Linked DNA regions of Homo sapiens: region 1 is linked to region 2. Evidence: read pairs that join two places in POLR2A ChIA-PET (ENCODE). Cell type or tissue: CD4-positive, alpha-beta T cell. All regions are shown on one strand. Each heading gives the region's core, and the rest is flanking DNA. Links, peaks and the distances in the headings are about the cores only. Region 1 overlaps RNF216 (ring finger protein 216). Region 2 holds the start of MIR589 (microRNA 589).

Region 1 (7,867 bases), core at 653-5,652, 130 kb after region 2:
TTCCACCAGTGTCTTGCTCCACAGTGGCACCTTGGAAGGTGGCACGTCCACCCACCCAGCCAGACATCCTTCAGAGCCAGGGCCTTGATGGGCCACCTCAGTGACTCAGTTACTTTTTTTTTTTTTTTTAATAGATGGGGTTTTGCCATGTTGCCCGGGCTGGTCTCAAACTCCTGGGCTCAACTGATCCACCTGCCTCACCCTCCCGAGTGCTGGGATTGCAGATGTGAGCCACTGCACTTAGCCTCTTTTTTTTAAAGAAAAACAGATGGGGTCTTGCTATTTTGCCCAGGCTAGCCCCAACCTCCTGGGATCCAGTGATGCTCCCACCTCTGCCTCCTGAGGAGCTGGGATCGCAGATGTGTGCCAACACACCTGGCTTCACTGCTTTTCAGCCTCAGAAGGATCAGCTGGGTCTACTTTTCTTTAGCCAGGTGTGGCTTGATTGATTCCTGAGCTCAAACCCACCCCTTGGGACTTCCTCACCATCAAGGAGATGCCAAAACTATATTCAAGGCGTTGAAGGCCTTTCCATAAGCCTGAGATGTGGCCGCGTGGGTGAAGTCAGGTCTATAGCCACCTGAGGGACAGCACCCCCTCCTCTCCTGTGCTGGGTTGAGTGCCAGGACACTCAGGGAGGCCAGCAGAAGCCTGCATGGCCTGGCTGCTGCTCTGTCCTGGGGGCCTGGGGAGGGGCACTTGCCTCCATTCTTTCTTTTCTGTTCCTCTTCAGCCTCCTTCTGGATTTCCTCAATAAGCTTCTCATCATCTTCCTAAAACGCAAGCAATGAGAAGGATGAACCTGTAGCTTCATGCAGTGCTGAGGCCCCGTGGGACAGTGAGGAGGCCGCTTGTTGCTTATGGCCATGGAACAAGCCCGAAGCCTGCTGCTGGCCAGTGGGGCCTGGGCTGCACACCGTTCCTTCCTATTTCCCCGAAGGCCTCCTTCCTTCATCAGCCTGATGGCGTTCCACAAGGAGGCCATCCACAAGGCTGGGCAGAGGGGTCTGAGCATGGCAGGCAGCTGCCTGGTGAGGTGGGGGGATGGAGGGCCTCCATGCACTGAGCTGCGTGCAAGTGGTGGATATGAGAAGGGTTTGGAGAGGGCTGGGTCTGAGTGGGCACAGCCTGAAAAGTTTCAGATCCCAAGTCCACAAGCGCTCGGCATGGCAGCCTGTCTGCAGAGCCTGGAAAAGTCTTGCAGATGTCCTCAACTGAGATGGACAAATGTCCAGTCGGGCCCTGCTTAGCCCCCAAGGCTGGCCTTGGCTCCTGGGCCAGGCCTCGGGGAGAGGAGGAAGGTGCGACAGTGAGGATGGTCCCCCTCGGACCTTGCCGTCTCTTCTCCCAAACCCCATGCTTGGTAGGCCTGAAATAACAAACACAATTCACACTTGGGTTATCCAAGCCTCAGACACGAACCGAAGAGGCACTGTGAGTGCAGGCAGATGTGGGAGCTGTGCTGGGAAACTCAGGGGCCACACTGGGCAAGCCCCAGAGGTTGGGTTTTTGCCACATGCAGCTCCCACACCCCCACCTGCCAGCAGACACCATGGTGGGAGGACCGGGCTGCTGCCTCAGGACAGACCACCCGTGATGCCTGCTTCATGAGTGGCGCTTACCTTAACCCCCCTCCTCAGTGACCCACAAAACAGCTGTGCAGTTTGTGGGACTGAAAGACGATTAACTGGATTGAAAAAACCCGCCAAGTGGGTGCCCATCTTTCCTGGCTGGCTGCAGGGCCAAGGGGCTAAGGTGTGGGCCCGAGGGGGCTGAGGCTCACAAGCAGCAGAGTGGCAACACCGTGGCAAACCCAAACACGCCAACTGCCGGCTCAGCAAGCAGGAAAGAGATAGCTGACTATAGGAGGGCTCTGTTCCCTGAGGTCCTCCAGGAGTTGAGAGCAGCCGAGCTGGGGAGAAGGATGGGGAGGGATGGTGGTCCCTGATATCGTGAGAGGATTAGCAAGTCCCAACAATGCAAGCAGTCTAATGAAAGCACATTTATTTTCCTAGACACGGCGTCAGAGCCTAAATATCTGGCCAATTTCTTTGCTGTGGGTTGGAATATTAATAATGATCAGTTTGGATTTTTTCATGCCGATCTGATGACACCCAGAGCAGCAACTGGAAGGAAGACAATCCTTGGCCCAGTAGAAGATGGGCAGCCCCATCGAGGGCTAACCAACGGACAGTTTGCAGGTTTACTTACTAGGTTATTAATGTCACAGCCAAGACAGAAATGAGTGATTTCCCCACACAATTGTTTGTGAACCGCAAGGATTCTGGAGTTAGGAATTTCCTTCACTAAACGTGCACTGCATGCCTACTCTGTGCTAGACACTGTTCTAAGTTTGCTGATTAAACTTCAGATCAACAATGAAACAGAAAGGCAGATGGACTGAGTAAGTAATTAGATAACACATTCCCTTGGTTTGGTAGATGAAAGATTCTTAGAATAAACTCCCTGGAGATTGGTTCTATCTGCAACAGTGGATGACACTATTAAATTCTCCTACATTCTCTAGGCCTCAGATGCCAAGTGATGGGTTTGGACTAAAAGGTCTCATAAGCTTCTTTCCAACTCTGACACTTGGACATTCTTAAGATACTCAAGTCTGTTTTCAGCAAAAGGAGCCTCCTTGCTGCTGCCTGGCCACGTGTTCTGAGCAAGGCATGAAGAGAGGAGAGGTGACAAAGGTCAAGTTCCCATCATGCATTTCAAGAGTTGCAAAGTGCCCAAGCACACCACAGAATCCTATGTCTGGAAGGAATCCTGAGGGAGCTGTCTCTCTCCAGGGTTAACACATAAGAATTCTCTATCAAAACCCCCAGATGAGGTCATCTAGCCTCTTTGTGAACACTCCACAAGGGGGAACTTACTACCTTCAACATAATCACTAAGTGAGTCAACATGAAGGACTGCAGTAACTCAAGAGGGTTGGGTGGGCAGTTTGAAGGCCTCCATGTGAATATCAAGGTAGATGCTATCAACTCTCTAGACTGGGAGCTGGCAAGCCTCTTCATTTTGGAGCCAGTGGCAGGCCTAAGAAAAAAGACTAAAAAAAAAAAAAAGAAAAAAAGAAATGAACCAAAAAACCCCAACAAATTAAGCGAACTGATCCAGAAAACTGGTGGGAGGATCACTTGGGCCCAGGAGTTTGAGACCAGCCTGGGCAACAAAGTGAGATCCTATCTCTACAAAAAATACAAAATTTAGCCAGGCATGGTGGTGTGAGCCTGTAGTCCCAGCTACTTGGCAGTGATCGTGCTACTGCACTCCACCCTCCACCCTGGGCGACAGAGTGAAACTTGTGTTAAAAAAAAAAAAAAGGAAGAAAGAAAAAAGAAAGAAAGTTGTGCAGCAGGAGGGCCGTGGGCCTACACCTCTTAGCTAAGTGAGCTCGGCAGGTTCCTGAGTATCCCTGCGTCCAGGAAGCTCATCTGTAAATGGGCTGCTTTGTTAAGGACTGAATGAGCTCAAGTATGTAAAGGATGTAGCCCAAAGTAAATGCTCATGATTAGGACACAGGAACACTGAAAAATGACAGGTAGAGAAGTTTCATGAAGAAGTGGTGCACACTGGGAGACACCCACAGTATTTCTTTCAGGGGTCCTCACTCTGGTCCGTTACTAATCACAACCAACAGGACTGCACAACCACCACTCTGCCTCACCTCAACCTCTGCCGCATCTCCTCGATGCAGTTACACCATCAGTCCCCAAGGGACACTTATGGCCTTCGATGGCACAAGGGGGTACCTCAGGAATCATTCATTCCAACCTCTGTAGCACAGAAACTGAGGTCCCTGAGAAAGTACCTTGTTCAATGTTACGGCTAGTTGGCGGTAAACTGGGACAAACACACACACCGGGCCACTCAATGGTCCTCCTGGAGGAAATCCACAGAAAAGATATCCTGAAGGTGTCCCTGCCCCATACACAGCAGCCACACCAGTCAGGACCGTGCTGGACGCTGCAGACACAGTGAGGAGTGTGGCAGCCTTGGCCCTCCTTGTGAGGGCCTCACGTCTCTGCTATGAGCAACGTTCCAACGGGCACCTCTCTCTGAAATTCCACATGGATAGAAGGGGCAATTTCATAGCATTAAAGACTAGACACTCGGTGGTTCACGCCTGTAACCCCAGCACTTTGGGAGGCTGAGGCAGGCGGACCACGAGGTCAGGAGATAGAGATCATCCTGGCTAACACGGTGAAACCCTGTCTCTACTAACAATACAAAAAATTAGCTGAGCGTGGTGGTACACGCCTATAATCCCAGCTACTCGGGAGGCTGAGGCAGGAGAATGGCTTGAACCTGGGAGGTGGAGGTTGCAGTGAGCCGAGATCGCGCCACTGCACTCCAGCCTGGCGACAGAGGGAGACTCTGTCTAAAAAAAAAAAAAAGACTAGCCACTAACCCCCTTTTTTCCCTCAGACTCTCCCCTGATAAAACACGAGGGACAAGAGAGGCTCTCTTTTGGGGAGAAGAGCTCTGGCCCCCTGTGGCACTGCTGAGGCTGAGAGCATGCAGGCCACTGCCTGATTTTTATCACTAAGCTTCCGTGATAAATCCCAGTGCTCCTGAATAAATCCTATTTCAGAACTCCCTCAGAAGGGTCTGAGGCACCTGCATAGGAGCGCGAGCCCAGGTTTCTGATACAGATCGGCGGGGTCTGGAGGACACTGCAGATAGAACCTTCCCAGCCTGCCATTCAGAGTTCTTCCTGGAGAGGAAGAGGGAGCCTCAGAGTCCCAAGGGAATAAAAGTGTCGCATCCTCACCCTCCGAAGACAGCCACCCCAGAGCCTTTCTTCCAATCCCTCCCTCTGCTCTGATCACTCTCCTGATTGGCAAGTGGAATCAAGACCATTTGCCCTTGAGTCCTGTCTTGGGAGTCACGCCCTTAGGAGTCTAAAGACAGTCTGGTTTGTATTTCACCCAAAATGACGGCACTCAGCTACAATGACCTACAATTTTATCATAAATCATGAGCCAACTGTCAGTTATACCTAGATATAGGGTTAGGTGTTTCAGATTTCAACTGTCTCCAACTGGCTAGAGTCACAGGACACTGTGCTTAATAACTTTAATACAACTTAAAAGTTTTTTTTCTTTTTTAAAATAAAAAAATTACGCTTTTAGCTAATATGTTAGACTCTAAAGGGAAGATTTCTTTCCTTTTCTTTGAGACAGTGTCTTGCTCTGCTGTCCAGGCTGGGGTGCAGTGGCACCATCATAGATCACTGCAGCCTCCACCTCCTGGGCTCAAGAGATCTTCCTGCCCTAGCCTCTTGGTAGCTCAGACTACAGGCGCCCACCACCATATCTGACTTTTTTTTTTTTTTTTGTAGAAATGGGGTTTCACCATGTTGCTCAGGCTAGTCTTGAACTCCTGGGCTCAAGCGATGCACCCAACCTTGGTCTCCCCAAAATGTTGGGATTACAGGCATGAGCCATCACACCCAGCTGGAAGATTTCTTTCTTAATTTGGGGAGGAAGTTCCTTCCACAATCAGTTTCTCTGAAGCATTTGAAATTCCTCAAGTCAAGAGTGAAGACAGGCCAGGTGCAGTTGGCTCATGCCTGTAATCCCAGCACTTTGGGAGTTCGAGGTGGGTGGATGACTTGAGGCCAGGAGTTAAGAGACCAGTGTGGCTAACACGGTGAAACCCCATCTCTACTAAAAATACAAAAAATTAGCCAGGTGTGGTGGCGTGTGCCTGTAATCCCAGCTACTCTGGAAGCTGAGGCAGAATTGCTTGAAGCTGCAGGTGGAGATTGCAATGAGCAGAGATGGCGCCACTGCACTCCAGCTTGGGTGACAGAGCAAGACTCTGTCTCAAAAAAAAAAAAAAAAAAGTGAAGACAATTCCAGTGCTTTGGGAGGCTGAGGCAGCAGGATCGCTTGAGGCCAGGATTTTCAGACCAGCAAGGGCAACACAGTGAGAACCCAGCTCTACAAAATTTTAAAAATTAGCCAGGTGTGGCTACTGGGGGGCTATTTGTGGGGCTGAGGTGGGAGGATCACTAGAGCCCAAGGAGGTTGAGGCTGCAGTGAGCTATGATTGTGCCATTGTACTGGCACAACAGGGGAAGATCCTGTCTCAGAAAAAAAAAAGTGAAGATAACTGAATTGTAAACTTAAAAATGGCAAATTTTATCTTATGCTTCACCACAATTAAAAAGAGGGAGGGGCCAGAAGCGGCGTCTTGCGCCTGTAATCCCAGCACTTTGGGAGGCCGAGGCGGGCGGATCACGACGTCAGGAGTTTGAGACAGGCCTGGCCAATATGGTGAAACCTCATCTCTACTAAAAATACAAAAATTAGCTAGGTGCAGTGGCAGGCGTCTGTAATCTCAACTACTCGGGAGGCTGAGGCAGGAGAATCACTTGAATCTGGGAGGCAGAGGCTGCAGTTAGCCGAGATGGTGCCACTGCACTCCAGCCTGGGCAACAGAGCAAGACTCTGTCTCAAAAAAAAAAAAAAAAAAAAAAAGAGGGAGGGAGGGTTTAGGATTGATTTTGAGGTTAAACATGAGGCCTAGTCCCTCATAAGATACTTCTTGGACTTGGGATAAGTGACAGATGGGGTATTGAGTCCATTCTGGAGTCAAGTCCCTCAGGAAACATTCCAGGCATATGAGCATCACCATCCTGTGAAGAGGACACTTGGAAAAAGGCCACGCTACAAATCTAGGACACACCTAGGCTGCTGGGAGAGGGGAAAAATAGAAGGAAAGAGGATGAGGAGGAGCCAGGGGCTGAGCTGGATCACAGCACAACTGTCCTGCTGTCTCGGGGCTGAGTCACAAACAGGAAACCCTGGTGGTAGAGCTGCCTGGATGGCAGGGTGAACTCATTTTAAAGCAGTGCTGGCTTCTTCAAGAGAGGCTGCTGGCGTCACGGGAAGAACTACAACTCTGGGGCTCCAGACCTGGCTTGAGTGCATATGCAGCTCTACCCCCACTACCTAACCTGGAACCCACTCCTTTCCAAAACAGGTTAGGGTGAGAAGCCAATCATCTCGTACCTTTTTTTTTCCCTCTAGACAGGGTCTTGCTCAGCCCAGGGTGGAGTAAAATGGCGTGATTATAGCTCACTGCAGCCTTGAACTCCTGGGCTCAAGTGATCTTCTCACCTTAGGCTCCCCGAGTAGGTGGGACTACAGGTGTGTATCACCATGCCCAGCTAATTTTTAATTTTTCTTATAGAGATGGTGGTGGAGGGGGAGTTCTCACTGTGTTGTCCAGGCAGGTCTCAAACTCCTGGCCTCAAGCCATCCTCCCACCTCCGCCTCCCAAAGTGCAGGGATTACAGGTGTGAGCCACTGCACCTGGTCTGATCACTCTTATAAAGCGCCAAGCACAGTGACAACAACAGTAGTTAACATGCACTGAGAGATTACTATGCACCAGCCCCTGTCTACACACCTCACATGGACCTCAGTTTCACCACAGCTCCCTGAGTCAGGCACTATGAACTGATTGCCACGCTGCAGATGAGGAAACCCTGGCACAGCGAGGTTGTGACCCAGGCAATCTCGTCTCAAAGCCTGAGCTGTTAACCACATAACCCCTCAGGTTTCTGAATCGGAACTTCTGGCAAACCTGACTGGGGGCCTGAGAACACTGCTGTCGGGCTGGGAGCGTGTGTCAGAGGCAACTGTTCTAAGGTGTGCTTTATTCTATAAAGAGTGCAGAAACACAAGAGGGTTCCTTCTGAGAAGAGCAGAATTCTGAAACCTCCTTTCTCCCCTTACAAGACGTAACAGGACAAAACAAAACAAAACACTTCTACTCAAGGAAACAAACAGCCAAAACGCAGAGCAAGGGGCTGTGTTTTGGAAATTTTTAGGGAACAATCCTC
Region 2 (7,867 bases), core at 1,771-6,770:
GAGCCCGGCTTCAAGTCACCAGCCGAGGCCATCAGCATCTGTGTCCGCAGCCTGCCTGGTGCACCCCAATGACCCCCAGGCACCCTATCTTCCTCAAACGCTGGTGTGCTGGGCAGCGGATGCAAAGAGGACCCCACACATGGCCCCTGCCCTTGGGAAGCTCAGCTGGACAGGGAGGCAGATAAGGACTGAACACCATGAGAGAGGGCGGTAATCCGGGAGGCTGGTGTGGGGGAGGGAGAGGGCGAGAATCTGGGAGGCAGGGGGTAAGGTGGGCAGGAACTTCAGCCAGATGGGGGCCACTTCAGCCACGACAGATGGGAGGACAGCGCTGGATGGCTGCAGGGCCAAAGGAGGAGGCCGAGGGGAGTGGGGCCAAGCTAAGAGGTTGGCAGCCAGGGCAGGGGGGAGGCCCAAGTCCGCACCAAGGCTACAGTGACAGAGACCAAGACGGGAGAACCCAGGGGAAAGGGGAGGACTTGGGAAAGGGAAGTAGGGGACGACATTCTAGATCCTTCCTGGGGAGTCTGTCCATGCAGACAGAAAGCAGAAGGACAGGCCATGTCTCGAAGTACAGTGGCAGATGTGGGGATGTGGCGCTGCTGAGGACAGGCCCGGGGGGCCCTTGGAGAACCAGGCTGTGGGACTGGGCAAGACCTGGACTGTGGCAGGTTGTGGGGTGCAGCGAGCCCCTGAGATAAGAATCAAGAGGGAGCAGAGAGGCTGGAGGGGAACTCACGTGACTTCAGGGGCTGCCAGGAACTCCCGGGGTGGGGGGAGGAGCCGCTGGAGGGACGGGCTGAGGCGAATGGGGAGGGGCTAGTGTGGACTGAGCTGCGACGCCCCCCCACACACACACTATGCAGGAGTCCTCACCTTGGGACCTGAGGGTGTGGCCTTATTTGGAGGCAGGTTTGTTGCGGATGCAAGGGAGTTAAGAGGAGGATGCATCCTGCATGATGGGGACTCTAAATCTAATGACTGGTTCCTTATAAGGCCAGGTGAAGGCACAGAGATACCCAGACACAGACAGAAGGCGGCCAGGTCACAACAGAGGCAGAGACTGGGGCCACGTGTCCACCAGCCAAGCAGTGCCAGGCGTGGCTGGCAGGCGCCCGAGTTCCTCCTCACCATCCTCAGAAGGAATGAACCATCCCTGCCCATAGCCTGATTTGGGGCCTCTGGGCTCCAGAATCGTGAGACAATAAATGCCTGTTGCATGAAGCCACTCAGTTTGTGATCAATTGTCCTGGCAGCCCCAGGATCCTAGCACAGATGCTGAGGGCAGCCACAGCAGAAGGCGCCACAGGCATGGAGATTCTTCCCTGGTAGGTGACACAAAAAGACCAAGTCACGGCGGGCATGGTGGCTCACACTTATAATCCCAGCCCTTCAGGAGGCCAAGGCAGGAGGATCACTTGAGCCCAGGAGTTTGAGAAGAGCCTGGGCGACATAGTGAGAGCCCAGCTCTACAAAAAGTACAAAAATTATCCAGCCATGGTGGCACGCACCTGTACTCCCAGCTACTCGGGAAGCTGAGGTGGGAGGATCGCTTGAGCCCAGGACTTCGAGGCTGCAGTGAGCTAGGATCGTGCCACTGCACTCCAAGCTGGATGACAGAGCAAGACAGTCTCGATCTGTTGCCCAGGCTGGAGTGCAGTGGCGTGATCTCAGCTCATTGCAAGCTCCCGGGTTCACGCCATTCTCCTGCCTCAGCCTCCCGAGTAGCTGGGACTACAGGCGCCTGCCACCGCACCCAGCTAATTTTTTGTATTTTTAGTAGAGATGGGGTTTCACCGTGTTAGCCAGGATGGTCTCAATCTCCTGACCACTTGCTCCACCCGCCTCAGCCTCCCAAAGTGCTGGGATTACAGGCGTGGGCCACTGCACCTGGCCAAAATTTTTTTTTTAAAAGAATAAAGGAAGTGTGGCTCATGAGAGACTGGTTATTTACTTTTGTGTGTGTGTGCGTGCGTGCGTGCGTGCGTGTGTGTGTGTGGAGACAGGGGTCTCACTATGTTGCCCAGGCTGGTCTCCAACTCCTGAGCTCAAGCAATCCTCCTGCCTCAGCCTCCCAAAGTGCTAGGATTATAGGCGTGAGCCACCATGCCTGGTAGTTAATTTTCTTTTAATTGATTTAAGCAGAAATTCTCAGCCAGGTGCGGTGGCTCACGTCTATAATCCCAGCACCTTGGGAGGCTGAGGCAGGCGGATCACCTGAGGTCAGGAGTTCGACACTGGCCAACATGGCAAAACCCTGTCACTACTAAAAATACAAAAATTAGCCAGGCAGGCCGGGCACGGTGGCTCATGCCTGTAATCCCAGCACTTTGGGAGGCCGAAGAGGGCAGATCACCTGAAATCGGGAGTTTGAGACCAGCCTGACCAACATGGAAAAACCCCATCTCTACTAAAAATACAAAATTAGCTGGTCGTGGTGGCACACACCTGTAATCCCAGCTACTCGGGAGGCTGAGGCAGGAAAATCGTTTCTACCTGGGAGGCAGAGGTTGCGGTGAGCCAAGATGGCACCATTGCACTCCAGCCTGGGCAACAAGAGTGAAACTCCATCTCAAAAAAAAAAAAAAAAATTAGCTGGGCGTGGCGGGGCATGCCCATTATCCCAGCTACTGGGGAGGCGAAGGCAGGAGAATTGCTTGGAGGCAGAGGATGCAGTGAGCTGAGATCACACCACTGCACTCCAGCCTAGGTGACAGAGCGAGACTCTGTCTCACACAAAAAAATAAATAAATAAAATTAAATAAATAATAAAATAAAACATCCAAATTGTCTTTATTTTTCTATATTTGTTTTGTTAAGCTATTCAGATTGTTTTTATTTAAAGATAGTAATAAAATGTTTTCATTACGTATATTTTAAATACCACCTCTCCCTAAAAAAATCCTAAAGTAAACAACCCTTTGCAGACCGGAAGGTGGGAAACGGGAAGGGGTAAAAAAGACGGTGCAGGCGCCGCACCTGCTGAGCTGCAAAGTCACCTCTGGATTTCTCTCCAAAGCAAAAGCAGGAGGCTCCAGACAGCAGGAGATGGAAACGGGGCGTTGGGCAAGGACGGTGCCGTCGTGTGGTCACTAGGTGGCGATGCGGCTCCGTGCTACCCGCCCCAGATCGCCCCGAGCCTCTGGGGTTAAAAACCAAGTCTGCAGAGCGTGGAAAAAAAACCTTTTTTCCACGAGATAACCACATCCACATTCTTCCGCCCCGGAGGAAGTCACCTGTCACAGGTGTTCAGGATGTGGCAGGCCCACGGGAGTGACTGGTCAGGCAGCGGGCCTGGCACGTCTAAAGCTTCCTAGGCTCCCACAGCACGCCGCCTGGGGCACGGCACCCAGGACGGTGGCAGAGCTGACCTGACTCGAGTGACCGGCAGCGTCTGCAGGGAGGATGGGGACGAGGAAAAGGCTCCCACTGCGCCGGGCCTCACCTTTGAGTGAGGATCCAGCCTCCCCATTCTGCTCCCTGAGGGGGCACCTGGGTCTCCTGGTGACTCTGTGGGCATGAAAGGTGCTGAGCTCACAGTGCGGGGGCTCCCATCTGGCCACCCACTGCACGGGCCGTGAGAGCAGCACCCAGGCCTCCGAGGTGTCCCTAGGGTGGCTCCGGGGCCTGGCTCTGAAAAGGATGGCCCGCTTCTGCCCAGACGCTGCCCTGGTCACGCTCACAGCAGCCCGGGTGACTCAGGGTGACACGCTCCCCCGCCCTCCACCGCAAGCAGGGCTTAGCTGGTCTAGGGAAAGAAGGTGTCTTTTCTGCCCAATTTGTAATCCCCTTACTACTGAGGTGTGTCCAAGTCCCAGCCAGAGCGACTCCTTCCTGCACCACCCCCTCCCTGCCAGGAGCCCCAGCAAGCACAAAGCTGGGGGTCACGGTGTGGGGGCTGCCAGTGGCAGCAGGTGGCTGGCGTGGGATTCCAAGCTCTGCCACCAAAGAGACTCCGGCCGCCCCAGGATGCGGCCTCGGAGCATCGTGCCAGCCTCCAGGGATCCCAGCGCCGTTTCCTCTGCACAGCTCCTGCCCACGGGCAAGCGAGTGCCACCTGCTCCTTCCACTGCAGCGTCCGGGCTCCCTTGCCGCAGAAGGCAGGAATCCAGAGGAACGGGGCCAGCTGGCAGCGTCTGGGAACCGGCATTTGTTCTGAACAGGCAGTACCCAGCTCAGAGCAGACGTGGTTCTCAGGGGCTGCTGGGCACAGGCTGGAGTTTGTCCACAGAGATGGCATTATGAGCAGGGTCGGTCTCTCAGGCTGGCCCACAAAACCCACAAAACCCACAGAACCCGCAGGCCTCTCCGCGCCTTCTCCATGGCCCTGCTCCTGAGGAAGGCCCTTGGCCACGGGGATTCCGTCCCAGACTCCGGAGGCCATCGGGGACCATGAAATCACGCTGACCTCGGGAGGCCGGAGACAAGCAGCCATGTGACCTAGGCAAGTTCATGCACTCTCTGGGCCTTACTTTCTTCATCCATTAAGTGGGTACAACTGTGTCGACACTCAGAGGTTGTTGAGAATATCAAAGGGGTCAAGACCTGTACACCCATGAAAAGCACCTGGCAGAGGTCACATGAGCCCAAAGGTCCCCTCCACCCGCGGTGGCTGCCGTCACCTCTGCCTCTTGCTTCCGGAACACCCCCTCCCTCCGGCCAGTGCCTCCCTTGCTGACAGCCTCTGCTCGGTCTCCCTTCCACATTCTTCTTCCTCTTCCTGGCCAATCCTTGTCACGTGTGCCCCAGCCCAATCCGTGGGCTCACCTGGATCCATAGGTGGCTAAAGGCCACCTATGAGCTGAGGACGCCAAAGCAACTCTCCCAGGCCAGACCTCAGCCTGGACTCAGGGCTTGGCTTAGGCCCATCAACTAGGAGGCCACACTTAACAGACTCTCCGGACCGGGCACAGTGGCTCACACCTGTGATCCCAGCCCTTTGGGCGGCCCAGGCAAGAGGATCACTTGAGCCCAGGAGTTCAAGACCAGCCCGGGCAACACAGCAAGACCCCGTCTCTACAAAAAATACAAAAAACTAGCCAGGCGGCCGGGCACAGTGGCTTACGCCTGTAATCCCACCACTTTGGGAGGCCGAGGTGGGCGGATCACCTGAGGTCAGGAGTTCGAGACCAGCCTGGCCAACATGGTGAAACCCCGTCTCTACTAAAAATACAAAAAAAAAATTAGCCGAGTATGGTGGTGGGCACCTGTAATCCCAGCTACTCTGGAGGCTGAGACAGGAGAATCGCTTGAATCCAGGAGGCAGAGGTTGCAGTGAGCTGAGATCATGCCATTGTACTCAAGCCTGGGTGACAGAGTGAGACTCTGTCTCAAAAAAAAAAAAAAAAAAAAACTAGCCGGGCATGGTCGCATGTGCCTATAGTCCCAGCTACTCGGGAGGCTGAGGTGGGAGGATCACCTGAGCCAGAGAAGGTCGAGGCTGCAGTGAGCTGTGATCATGCCACTGCACTCCGGTCTGGGAGACAGAATGAGACCATTTTTAAAAAAAAAAAGTGGGAAAGCCCAAATTTTACATGCATTTTGCGTCAAATTTCTAAAGCAGGGAGATTCTGAAAAGTCGCCCGTCTGGTTCTCAAAGCAGTCGCCCGTCCTGGTTCTCCAGGATGCCTGGGTCAGAGCATGAATAACCACCCCGCTCCCCACGCACGGAGCCTCGCAGTGGCTCGAGCTGAGAATCAAAGCGGCCGATCCAGGGCCTGGTGACTCCACCAGACAGGAAATACAGAGGCTTCTAGCAATCTGCTCTGCCATTTGAAAGTCCTGGGTTTGATCCTGCGCTTCTCAACCCAACACTAACAGGTCTGCAGTGGGAGGAGGTCGAGAGGGAGGGTGGCGCCAAGCTGGCTGCATGGCCGGGGGACTCCAGGGTGTGAGCCTCCAGCTCGGCTGCTCCCGAGCAGACCCGGCCACTTCCTGCCATGCCTTCTGCGGGAGAGGGGAGATTTACAAGGGGCGCCCTTATCTCTACTCTGCATGGCTCCAGGGCCAAGGTCAAGCACCGGTGTTTGCGAGAGACTCAGCTCCCCCTGAGCTCCCACAGCCTCATCTGGGAAATGGGAATGATCAAGGCTGCAATCGCAGCAGATTATGGCAGGGAGGATGGGCTCAGTGCATGGCTCTCAGCAAAGGCACAAGGTGAATGCTAACTATTCTGGGGACAATGACACGTGCCCACGTGCCCCTTAGGCTGGAGCATGACTTCATGTACCCGCAACCCACCCCACCAGCTAAGGACTCACAGAGACACCAGCTCACTCATCTAAGCCCTGCCTCCACTTTCTCCCCCACCCAGTCCCTGGTAGTACTGAGGCTCAAGGCCTTCACTACCTTTTGGGTAATTTTTTTTCTTTTTTCTTTTTACTTTTTTTTTTTTTTTTTTGAGACCGAGTCTCACTCTGTCACCCATGCTGGAGTGCAGCGGCCAGTGGCGCGATCTCGGCTCACTGCAAGATCCGCCTCCCGGGTTCATGCCATTCTCCTGCCTCAGCCTCCTAAGCAGCTGGGACTACAGGCGCCCACCACCACGCCCAGCTAATTTTTTGTATTTTTAGTAGAGACGGGTTTCACCGTGTTAGCCAGGATGGTCTCGATCTCCTGACCTTATGATCCACCCGCCTCGGCCTCCCAAAGTGCTGGGATTACAGGCGTGAGCCACGGCGCCCGGCCGAGGCCATTTTGATTTTTACTTTAAAGGCTCGCCACATGGACAAAGGCCAGGGGGCTTCACACGCTCAGTCAACTCCAGGTACAGACCCCACCTATTCAGGGCTCTTCGCGTGTTCTGGCCTCCCTGGCAAAGTGCTGGGATTACAGGCGTGAGCCGCCACGCCCGGCCCATTTGGGGTAATTTTTCTTTTCTTTGCTTTTCTTTTTGAGAGTCTCACTCTGTCACCCAGGCTGGAGTGCAGTGGTGTGATCTGGCTCACTGCAACCTCTGCCTCCCGGGTAAAGAGCAATTCTCCTGCCTCAGCCTCCTGAGTAGCTGGGACTACAGGTGCCTGCTCCCACGCCCCGCTAATTTCTGTATGTTTTTGGTAGAAACAGAGTTTTACCATGTTGGCCAGACTGGTTTCCAACTCCTGACCTTAGATGATCCGCACACCTTGGCCTCCCAAACTGCTGGGATTACAGGAGTGAGCCACCATGCCCAAACCCATTTTGGGTAATTTTTCAAGATCAGATTTATTGGCCAAGATTTTCAAATTCATCTCAAGTTAACGAATTCTTATTCCTTAAATACTAGGAACGGACAAGAACACCGTTCACTCCACAGCACAATTCAGCATAAATTCATGTTGTGCTTGGCTCTGGAAATGCCATGGGCCCTGGACACTGTCTGGTGTGGAGCTCTCCCAGGCCTGTTGTTCCACCTCCTCCCCGCTCTGGGATGGGTCCTGCTCCTAGTCCCAAGGACCATCACCTCCCAGGAGTCTGTGGTCCCCCTCCTGAGCCGACCTCTCCTGTCTCCTCCATCCTGTGCCCTGAAGTCCATCTGGGATGCCCAGGGAGGCTGCTCCCTCTCCCGGGTGAAACCCCTCGGCACTGTTGCCCACCTTCCTTGTCTGCCCCATCTTCCCTACTCCCTCCCACCTCCCATTGTGCCCTGGACCCTCTGAACCGACTGCTCTCTGAAACGACTGCTCTCTGAACCGACTGCTCTCTGACATACTTCCAAGTCTCTGGGGTTTCTTCACATGGTACTTACTGACCCAGAAAGCATCTGCCTTGCCAGGCGTGGTGACTTATGCCTTGTAATCCCAGAACTTCGGGAGGCTGAGGCAGGTGAATCACCTGAGGTCAGGAGTTCAAGACCAGCCTGGCCAATACTGCAAAACCCCGTCTCTAC

Evidence for each region. Peaks named below come from ENCODE experiments on the same cell type or tissue, not always from the same donor. Only the 100,000 strongest peaks of a DNase experiment are listed, where the experiment ranks them.
Region 1: POLR2A ChIA-PET joins it to region 2 with 5 read pairs; 5 of 35 experiments call an interaction of 5 or more read pairs at or near these places.

The regions. Positions count from the first base shown.
Region 1 is chr7:5,623,353-5,631,219 of GRCh38, forward strand. RNF216 (ring finger protein 216) reads right to left here. Exons shown (of 17, transcript NM_207111.4): 16 at 704-773. Among named protein-coding and RNA genes, the nearest start is that of FSCN1, 34 kb to the left of the region's middle. RefSeq lists an enhancer at 3,846-4,517. In CD4-positive, alpha-beta T cell, for the core only: no CTCF peak of the experiment used is centred there; no DNase peak of the experiment used is centred there.
Region 2 is chr7:5,491,699-5,499,565 of GRCh38, forward strand. The region is part of intron 3 of FBXL18 (F-box and leucine rich repeat protein 18); the gene reads right to left. It overlaps MIR589 (microRNA 589), which reads right to left and starts at 4,219; the gene lies at 4,121-4,219. RefSeq lists enhancers at 3,363-3,442, 3,513-3,562. In CD4-positive, alpha-beta T cell, for the core only: a CTCF peak has its summit at 3,093 (motif pointing right); DNase peaks (open chromatin) are centred at 3,133 and 3,683; H3K4me3 peaks cover 410 bases.